Linked DNA regions of Mus musculus: region 2 is linked to region 1. The links are chromatin loops, found by intact Hi-C in ENCODE. Cell type or tissue: gastrocnemius. All regions are shown on one strand. Each heading gives the region's core, and the rest is flanking DNA. Links, peaks and the distances in the headings are about the cores only.

What was found. Hi-C counts contacts between places; a loop is a spot of excess contacts. Peaks named below come from ENCODE experiments on the same cell type or tissue, not always from the same donor. Only the 100,000 strongest peaks of a DNase experiment are listed, where the experiment ranks them.
Region 2: it touches region 1 in a loop (2.4-fold over the local background); 3 of 42 quality-filtered maps call a loop at or near these places.

The regions. Positions count from the first base shown.
Region 1 is chr2:166,872,428-166,876,789 of GRCm38, forward strand. Arfgef2 (ADP-ribosylation factor guanine nucleotide-exchange factor 2 (brefeldin A-inhibited)) reads left to right here. Exons shown (of 39, transcript NM_001085495.2): 29 at 1,149-1,279; 30 at 1,436-1,565; 31 at 4,066-4,201. Among named protein-coding and RNA genes, the nearest start is that of Cse1l, 31 kb to the right of the region's middle. In gastrocnemius, for the core only: no CTCF peak of the experiment used is centred there; DNase peaks (open chromatin) are centred at 2,701, 3,278 and 3,593.
Region 2 is chr2:166,932,956-166,937,317 of GRCm38, forward strand. Cse1l (chromosome segregation 1-like (S. cerevisiae)) reads left to right here. Exons shown (of 25, transcript NM_023565.3): 15 at 1,798-1,934; 16 at 2,968-3,071. Among named protein-coding and RNA genes, the nearest start is that of Gm31204, 28 kb to the left of the region's middle. In gastrocnemius, for the core only: no CTCF peak of the experiment used is centred there; a DNase peak (open chromatin) is centred at 1,678.

The DNA of each region.
Region 1 (4,362 bases), core at 1,260-3,759:
TAAGAAATGACATTTGCCACTGACACGCTGAGAAATCACAGTTCCAAATTGCATCTGTGGATTGGTCATGGAGGTTTGTGACAGAGCTTTGCATGCAACAGAGCCCACCCTAAACCCCCCTCTCTAAGAAAGGAAAGGGGGGAAGACGCCTTCTGTTTGCTTCTGGAGAAGTTTGGGTTTTTCTTTTTTTTTAAAGATTTATTTATTTATTATATGTAAGTACACTGTAGCTATCTTCAGACACACCAGAAGAGGGCGTCAGATCTCCTTACGGATGGTTGTGAGCCACCATGTGGTTGTTGGGATTTGAACTCCGGACCTTTTGGAGGAGCAGTCAGGTGCTCTTACCCACTGAGCCATCTCACCAGCCCTGGGTTTTTCTTATATGTCTCATCTTTCCGGGTAAGACCTGGGAACAATTAAGGGTTGGTTCCAAAGCATTGAAATGATGGGAACACAGACATCCTAGTTGATGTGGAGGTTTGCACCAGGCTGTGGAAATCCTCCCAGCCGGGCTACATAATGGACAACCACTTAGGTGTCAGTGCCTGTGAGCCAGGCAGCTTGTCAGTAAAATGGGCACATAGCAAGCTCTTTGTAACTAGTAGTAGCTGCTATTGAGTACTATGTCGCAGTGATTTCTGGAAACACAAGGAATTCTGGGTACTTAGCAGCCGTTGATCATTAGCATCTTTCCTTTTTCTTTTTAAGATTTACTTACTAATTTATTTTATGTATATGAGTACACTGTAGCTGTCTTCAGACACCCCAGAAGAGGGCATCGGATCCCATTACAGATGGTTGTGAGCCACCATGTGGTTGCTGGGAATTGAACTCAGGGCCTCTGGAAGAGCAGTCAGTGCTCTTAACAGCTGAGCCATCTCTCCAGCCCCTTAGCATGTTTCTTAATGTAACATTCACTCTCTGCCCCAGTGCTCTTGTGAGCTGCCTCCCTCTGGTCTGTAGGCTCATGGGAATGACACCTTCAGTGGGCAGGGGAATGTCTCCCTCGGTCTCTGGGATTTCCCCTTCTAGACTTCGGAAGAGAGTTTGGGAAAAGATTGTCTAGAGCCTCAGTCTTTGTGTGGCTGCTTTTCTGACCCCTCCTGCTTGCTTACACTACATCTGAGACATGATTTTCATTTCAGGTGCTGCAAGAGTACACAAGTGATGATATGAATGTGGCTCCTGGTGACAGGGTCTGGGTCAGAGGCTGGTTTCCCATCCTGTTTGAACTCTCCTGCATCATTAACAGATGCAAGTTAGATGTACGCACAAGGTAACTGGATCCCCAAGGCAGCTGGACATCAATGTTAAAATGAGTCGCTTCTTACCCCACCCCAGGTTCACACCTCCCCTCCCTGACCCTTGCCTCCATCTCAGTTTGGCCATTTCTTCCTCACCTTCTCCCTGCTCTCCTTTATTTTTCCCCCAGGGGACTCACGGTCATGTTTGAGATTATGAAGAGCTATGGCCACACCTTTGCAAAGCACTGGTGGCAGGACCTGTTCAGAATCGTGTTTCGAATTTTTGACAACATGAAACTCCCTGAGCAACAGTCAGAGGTGGGTGATGTCTACAGTGTGGCCTGTGAGTAGATGTAATGGGCCCATGGCCGGCCTCCTCCTTGGGGTTGTCTTGCCAGATAACAGGGGTTTAACAACTTAACAACTATTTAAGATGCTTCTACAAGTGGACAGAAGCACTGACCATCTTAGACCAGTGTCAGCTAGTTCTGGGAGATCCCTTTCTGGGAAAAGGGAGAGGAAGTTCCTCATGGTTTGCCCTCCTGGACCTGGACACTGCCTGCCAGCTCTGCAGGCTCATGGCTGCTCTTCTTGTGTGTGCCACGCTCTGACCTGGTCTTGCAGGATCGAGAGCAATGGCAGAGATGCACAGACAAGACAAGCACAGCTGTCTTCTTTTCTTTTTCTTTTTTGTCTTTTTATGACAGAGTTTATTTGTGTAGCCCTGGCTGACCTAGAACTTAGTTTGTAAACCAGGCTGGCCTCACAGTCATAGCTATCCACCTGCCTCTGCCTCCTGAGTGCTGAAATTACGAGTGTGTGCCATCACTACCTGACTGGCCCTTTATTAATGTATTATTTCAGGAACATCATTTCCCCCTCATACCAGCATAAAAATAACATGCACTAGATGAAATATTCCGGATACACAGAGTTCACACCTCTATCACATAGAAACTGAGGCTACCACTATGTTGTCTTTTCCTACTTAAACAGTTTATACAGTTGAAGTCCTAGTGTAGACATTTGTCCTGTTCTTTAATGTTAGAGTAATTTTTTCCTCATCATAAATAGATAGATAAATATTCATTTCAGAAAAATGCTTGTCTAGCATGCAGGAAGCATGTGGTCCGCACGTGTGCTCCAGCTCTAGGGTTTGTTTCTGCAATGCCCAGCCCCCGCATAGCTTTCTACACAGATTCTAGGGGTCTGGGGATTGGACTCAGTCCTCATGCTCGCTGGGCGACGCTCTGAAGTGAGCGTTCCTAAATTCCCTTGTAATTGAGGACAGGAATCCGGGAGGCCTAACTTCTGCATTCATGTCCACACACCATGGCTTGCATGTCTGCAGGGCACTGTGGGCCTTCCCCTTTCCCCACACTATCCAGCCTTTGCTTTCATTTACCTCGGTGCTCTGCACGGGCAGAGGCTCTGCTGGCTGGCTGGCTGGCTGCCACCACTGATCACCACATCTTCCTATTGGGACCTGGCTTTTTGGACCTGGCTTTTTGTCCTGTGTCATCAGCTTTTCCCAGTTGCTTCCTCTTCTGTTTGTTGAGGGGCTGGGTTTGGTTGGTTTTTCACTTGTGTGTTTTGTTTTTGAGGCAGTGTCATCCTCCAGCCTGGGTGGACCCGAAGGTCACTTTGTAGTCTTACTTTTTCATTGGTATCTTTATTTTCTTTTTATTTAGTTTTTTCTGGCTGTTCTGGACTCCATATATAGATCAGGCTAGCCTCAAACTCTCAAAAATCCGCCTGCTTCTGCCTCCCAGATGCTGGTATTAAAGATGTGCACCACCAACGTCCAGCTTAAAACTTTCCTCACACAGTATATTTTGGTTGTGTTTTCCCCTCCTCCAACTGTTCCCACATTCTTCCCGCATACCCAACTTTGTTCTTTCTCATTGTCTTAAAAAACACACACACACACACACACACACACACACACACACACACACACACACACACACAGTGTAACTCCTCACTCTGTATCGCTCCATTGCGGAAAGTGGATTTCCCTTTCCTGGCAACTGTCAGCTGCAGATGGCTTCTTGGTCAGGGGTGGGGCTCTGTAGGCCAGCACCTGTGCTGGTCTTTATTTACGCTATGTTACCAGGTCTTCAGTTTCATTTCCTTCTGGCTTTTATTTTGAGAACCCTATTCGTGACACTTTTCTTTTCTGTCATTGTGTAATCATTTTTATATTTCTCTGGTACTTTTATGCCGTCATTTTTTGAAAGAGTGTGGGGGGGGGCAGGATAAGGTGCTGGGTGACCGCCTCTTTCATAGTCCACTATTACTTTGAGTCAAGCTCTCCTGGTGAATGTGAGGCTCTCATTGTCTCCTCTTGGCAAACCCCAGCGGCGCCATATTCCCTCAGCCCTTCCCACACATGGGGCAATGGGTGCCTGGGACGGTAAGCTTGTTCCAAGGCTGTGAAATCTGAACTCCAGCTCTCGTGATTGCCTAGCAAGTGCCCTCGACTGCTGAGCCATCTCTTTAGCCCGTATGCAGTTGTCTTTATTTTCCCATATTATTTTAAGGGACAGTTTAATATTTGTGAGTCCACAGTGAAGCCTATCACACCATGCAGTTTTCAGAGTCTGAATGTTACAGGGGTGGACATTTTCTTCTGCAAACATTTCCTCACCCGCCTGACTGTTTCTGTAGGATCTGACGGTGGAGAGAGTAGTTCTGAGCAAGCAGAAGCAGTCAGGTTTGAGATGTCGATACTTATGTGAGTGACAGCCAGGCTTGCAAGAGCAGCCATCTTACCCTAGAGATGTTGGTTTTGAAGATTCATTTTTTTTCCTTTCAGAAATCAGAGTGGATGACGACCACGTGCAATCATGCACTGTACGCTATTTGTGACGTATTCACCCAGTTCTACGAAGCTTTGCATGAAGTGCTTCTCTCTGATGTGTTTGCGCAGCTGCAGTGGTGCGTGAAACAAGGTATTCATTAAGTGAGGGAGGGGCAGTGTTTCCTCGTACACAGTCTTTATGAGGAATTAATTTTCTGTCATAAAAGTATAAATGCAATGCCAAGGGTCACTGTGTACAATTCAGTCCACCAGTCCCTTCCCAGGTTGATTTATAAGCACAGTTTAAAGGTG
Region 2 (4,362 bases), core at 687-3,186, 60 kb after region 1:
CTTTAATCCCAGCACTTGGGAGGCAGAGGCAGGTGGATTTCTGAGTTCAAGGCCAGCCTGGTCTACAGAGTGAGTTCAGGACAGCCAGAGCTACACAGAGAAACCCTGTCTCGAAAAACCAAAAAAAAAAAAAGAAAAAAAGAAAAGCTCACCATCATCTCTTCTTTTTATAACATTTTAATATTTTGCATATTCTTAGGTTTACTTACAAAATACACACCTCATGATTTTTACTGTATTTTAACATTGCTACAATGTTGTCAGGAGATAATATAGTTGTCAGTTTCTATAGAAAACATTCTTGTAGTTATCTTACTCATACAGGCTTTAGGATGGTTTAGCTGCCTATTTTTGGCTAACAGGCCTCTGGCATATTGCTTCTGTGTCTACTTTATATAGAGTCTAAAGTCATTGCTAGTTTTTCTCAAATGATAAGATGTTCCAGATTCATCTTCTACATTTCCTGCCTAGACCTGGCTAGCCCCTGTGAAAGGTGGAAATTTAAAGACCACTGTCTGCAGCCGGCTATGGCTGCCTATACATGTACTCCCGGGATTCGGGAGTCTGAGAGGCAAAAGCAGGGTGGCCTCCGTAAGCAAGGCCACTTGAGGATGTCCTGTCTCAAAGGAAAACCGCAACTTAGACTAGACCACCAAATGGCCCCAGGGTTATCACCAATGAAGTGTTACTGGTTCTTCTGGGGGAAAATTGAAAAGGAAATAAATCACTGTAGGATAATTCTTTCTTTTGATTTGGGCTTTGCATTGTCTTCACAACAGTGTCCTACAGTTTGCCTAGACTGGCTTGGGACTCACTATGAGACCAGGTCGGCCTAACATTTCAGATACTCCTTCCAGGAATTAAAAATATGCACCGCTATACTCCTCTTAATGTAACATTAGTGATGTTCTATTTATACTTACTTCCTTAATTTATCCTAACTTGGAAGTACAAGGATGTTTTAAGTTTGTTATGTGTGTGAGAGTTTTGCTTACAATGCACATGTAGTCCACATGTGTGCCTGGTGCCCTTGCCTGTCATCAGGGGGCATCAGATTCCCTGGTACTGGTGTTACAGATGGTTGTGAGCCACCATGTGTTTGCTGGAGATTGGACCTGGGTCCTCCGAAAGATCAGTGTCTTAACCTCCGAGCCGTCTTTCCAGTCCCTCTCTGGGTATTCACACCCTTGGCGATAACCTAGTTAAATACTTCCAGTGTGGCTCCAGCAGGATGACTCAGCTGGTAAAGGCATCTGTGGCCAAGGCTGGGAACCAGAATTCAGTTTTGAAAATCCACATAGAAGAGCGGTGCCTCCTGCAAGGTGTGAGCTCTCCTCCACGTGCTCAAACACAATTTGAACTACCATATGTAAAATAACTTTGAATTATTTTAAAGTATGGTTCTTAAAATTGTAGAAAGCTGTTTTTCAATATTTTGGTGTGCTTACTTGTTTTAAGATTCTGCCTTCATCATGCCAGGAGTTCAGAAAAGAATGGGGGGCGACAGTGGAGTTAATGGCTAGAGAAGGGGCTCATACCTGTCTCTACTCCAGCTCCAGAGGATCTGACCGCAGGCCCTGAATGCACAGAGCACACACTCATACACATGAGTAAATACTTCCTAATAAACCGTGCTTGGGAACACAGCCGTGCAGACCTCACTCTATCAACAATACAGCCTGTCACAGCACAGCAGGGGGGAGCTGTGGGCCTGGTTATTAATGTCAACGCAGTGGTTTTCCATTTCTTTTTCTAAAAAGTAACATTGGATTTAGAAGATATGGTAATGTTTTTCAGGTACCAAAAGAGCACCTCCTAGTCTCTATTCCCCTCTTGATCAGTCACCTGGAGGCTGAGAGTATTGTCGTCCACACTTATGCCGCACATGCTCTCGAAAGGCTGTTCACTATGAGAGGGTCAAACAATACCACTCTGTAAGTATTTGATTTCTGAGTGTTTCCTGTACTTTTTAGCTTAAGGCAGAGGGGTATACCTTACTGGTGTGAGATGTCTCAGGGTGTTTTCCTAATGTCATTAGTATTTAGAAAAACTTATATGTGTAATTTTTATTCATTTAACTTCTCTTTCCAAAAGGATGTAAGGCAATTCACTAAATAGAGTCATTCTATTAATGAATTAGAGCAGAGTAAAATAACAATTGTGAGGTTGTTGAAAACAAACAAATGTATGTCAGGAGGCCTCATATAATGACAAGCCTGCTAGCTTTATTTGAAGTCTTGTCAGCAGTCAGGAGAGAGGGAAACATGGAGACTTGAGTATTTATTGAGAGTAAAGCAAAGGGCTTCGTCAGACACTGTGTGGCCGCATGTGTCTGCAGTGTCTCCCAACTGCTGCTGCGCATAGCTCTCTTGTTCTCAGCTCTGAGATACACTTCAGTTGAATAACTCATTCTTTGGGTGTCAGGAAAGTAGCTCTTGTGTCTGATGCCAGATGAAATGCACAGGAGGGTTCTGCATGACTGTCAGACCGTTTTTCAGTGTTAAGTCTTGACACCAAGTGCTAGGTAAGACATGGAACACAGTCTTGGGCTCTGATCTTCACCCAGCCTTGAGCACAAACGCTCTCAGTGGCCACACAGGATGAAAGGACATCCTGAGAGGCGCCTTCAGGCCCAGGTGTGAATGCAGAGGTCATTTGCTGTACCTTCAAGAAAAGAAGGTGGCTGAAACCCTTCTGATTGTGGGCGCTGTTCTCTGTGGTTGTAGACAGGAGCAAGAGGCCACTGAGCTCACTGGTGTGTTTGTTCAGTTATGCTTGACCCCGTTGTGTCATTAGGAACTGAACATGAGCGCATGTAAGCAGTTACTTCCTAGATGTGCCCACAATTGTCAGTGGTGAGAGATGGCTCATTTTGTGCCAAGAAGTGTGATGTAGTGTTTGCCCAGGGCACTCCACAGTGAAAGGCTGAGAGTTCGTAGTGACTGAAAGCTGTTTTCTCGTCTATAGTTTTACAGCTGCAGAAATCGCACCGTTTGTTGAGATTCTGCTAACAAACCTTTTCAAAGCTCTCACACTTCCTGGCTCTTCAGAAAATGAATATATTATGAAAGGTAGGCCGTTTCCCTGGTGTTTAGACCATAACTATCTAACCTCAGATTACAAGGTAAACACTCTGTAGTTATACATCAGGTTTCCATACTTCAAAAACTAGGTACTGTCTGTTCAAACAAAAATTTTTCTGCTTTTTTTTTTAAAAGTAAAATAAATGTTACTTTGTTAACTAACATTTTACTTTAGACCTGTAGTAAATTTTAATTTTTCTTTCATAGAGTTATTTTCAGAGTTATTTCAAATTAGCTCATGAAATAGTGTCTGTTGACTGTGCTCTGCTGAGTATGGTAAAGCAGGGCCACCTGCACTTAGCTCCCAGGGGTGCTGGCACAGGATGCCCTGCCATGTGCTAGGAGAGCTCGGTGCCAGCTTTAACTTCCGGAACAATCTCACTGTCACATCTCAGAGGTCTCTATTGCTTTCAAAATCATGATGCATGCTTTCCAAAGGAACTCCCTGAGGGGAGTGTATGTATATGTGACTTTGAATCAAGGTGGATATTCATGGGTTTCAGCACCATGAGGGACCAAAGTGATCTGTGGTCTCTGTTACTGTGTGCCTGTGTGCATGGCGTTGTGACCTTTTCAATAAATATTGTCACATCCTGAGTGCCTTACCTCAGGCTGGGTTGATGTGAGTCTTTATTCAGGTTGAGGACATTTCACAGCCAGAGAAGTGAAATTTCTGCTTCTTAGACCAAGCATGTGGTAGTGGGGCTTTGTGGTCAACCCTGATTCTGGAAATGAACCTCCAGGGCTACTAATGAGCCTTCAGTAGTTTCCCAATGTACGCCTCTCCCGTGCTCTGTGCTTTTAGGTACCTGCCTGTTGCTAGGCAAAGTTTTTACAGTCCAGACTATGGCTTCATATGTTTAGCATTTTAACATGTTTAAGAAGATTGGTAGCTGATATTTTCTTTTAGTTATCTGTGAGCTGAGACTGTGTTTCTTTTAGACCGTGGATAACAATTCTGTCAGTGGTTTCTAATTAGAAGATAGTAGGGCTGTTCCCTGAATGGTCTGCTTCTCTGTCCTGGCCACCCCACTTGCTCCTTACTCTGTCTGCTTCTTTCCTTATCCAGTAATGTTTCTGTTGTCCCTTTTTAAATTCTTTAACCTTTGGGCCTTATACAAGTGTTTTAGTATTTCCCACCTAAGCCTGATAGAAAGGGAAAGGAGACATTTTTAAGTGTACGAAGGTATATAGGGGATATTTAAGCATCTTAGATTTTTATTGATCATCAGTGGCCCTTCCCTCCAGCCGCTTCTATTGTAATGGTTGATTGACCTGT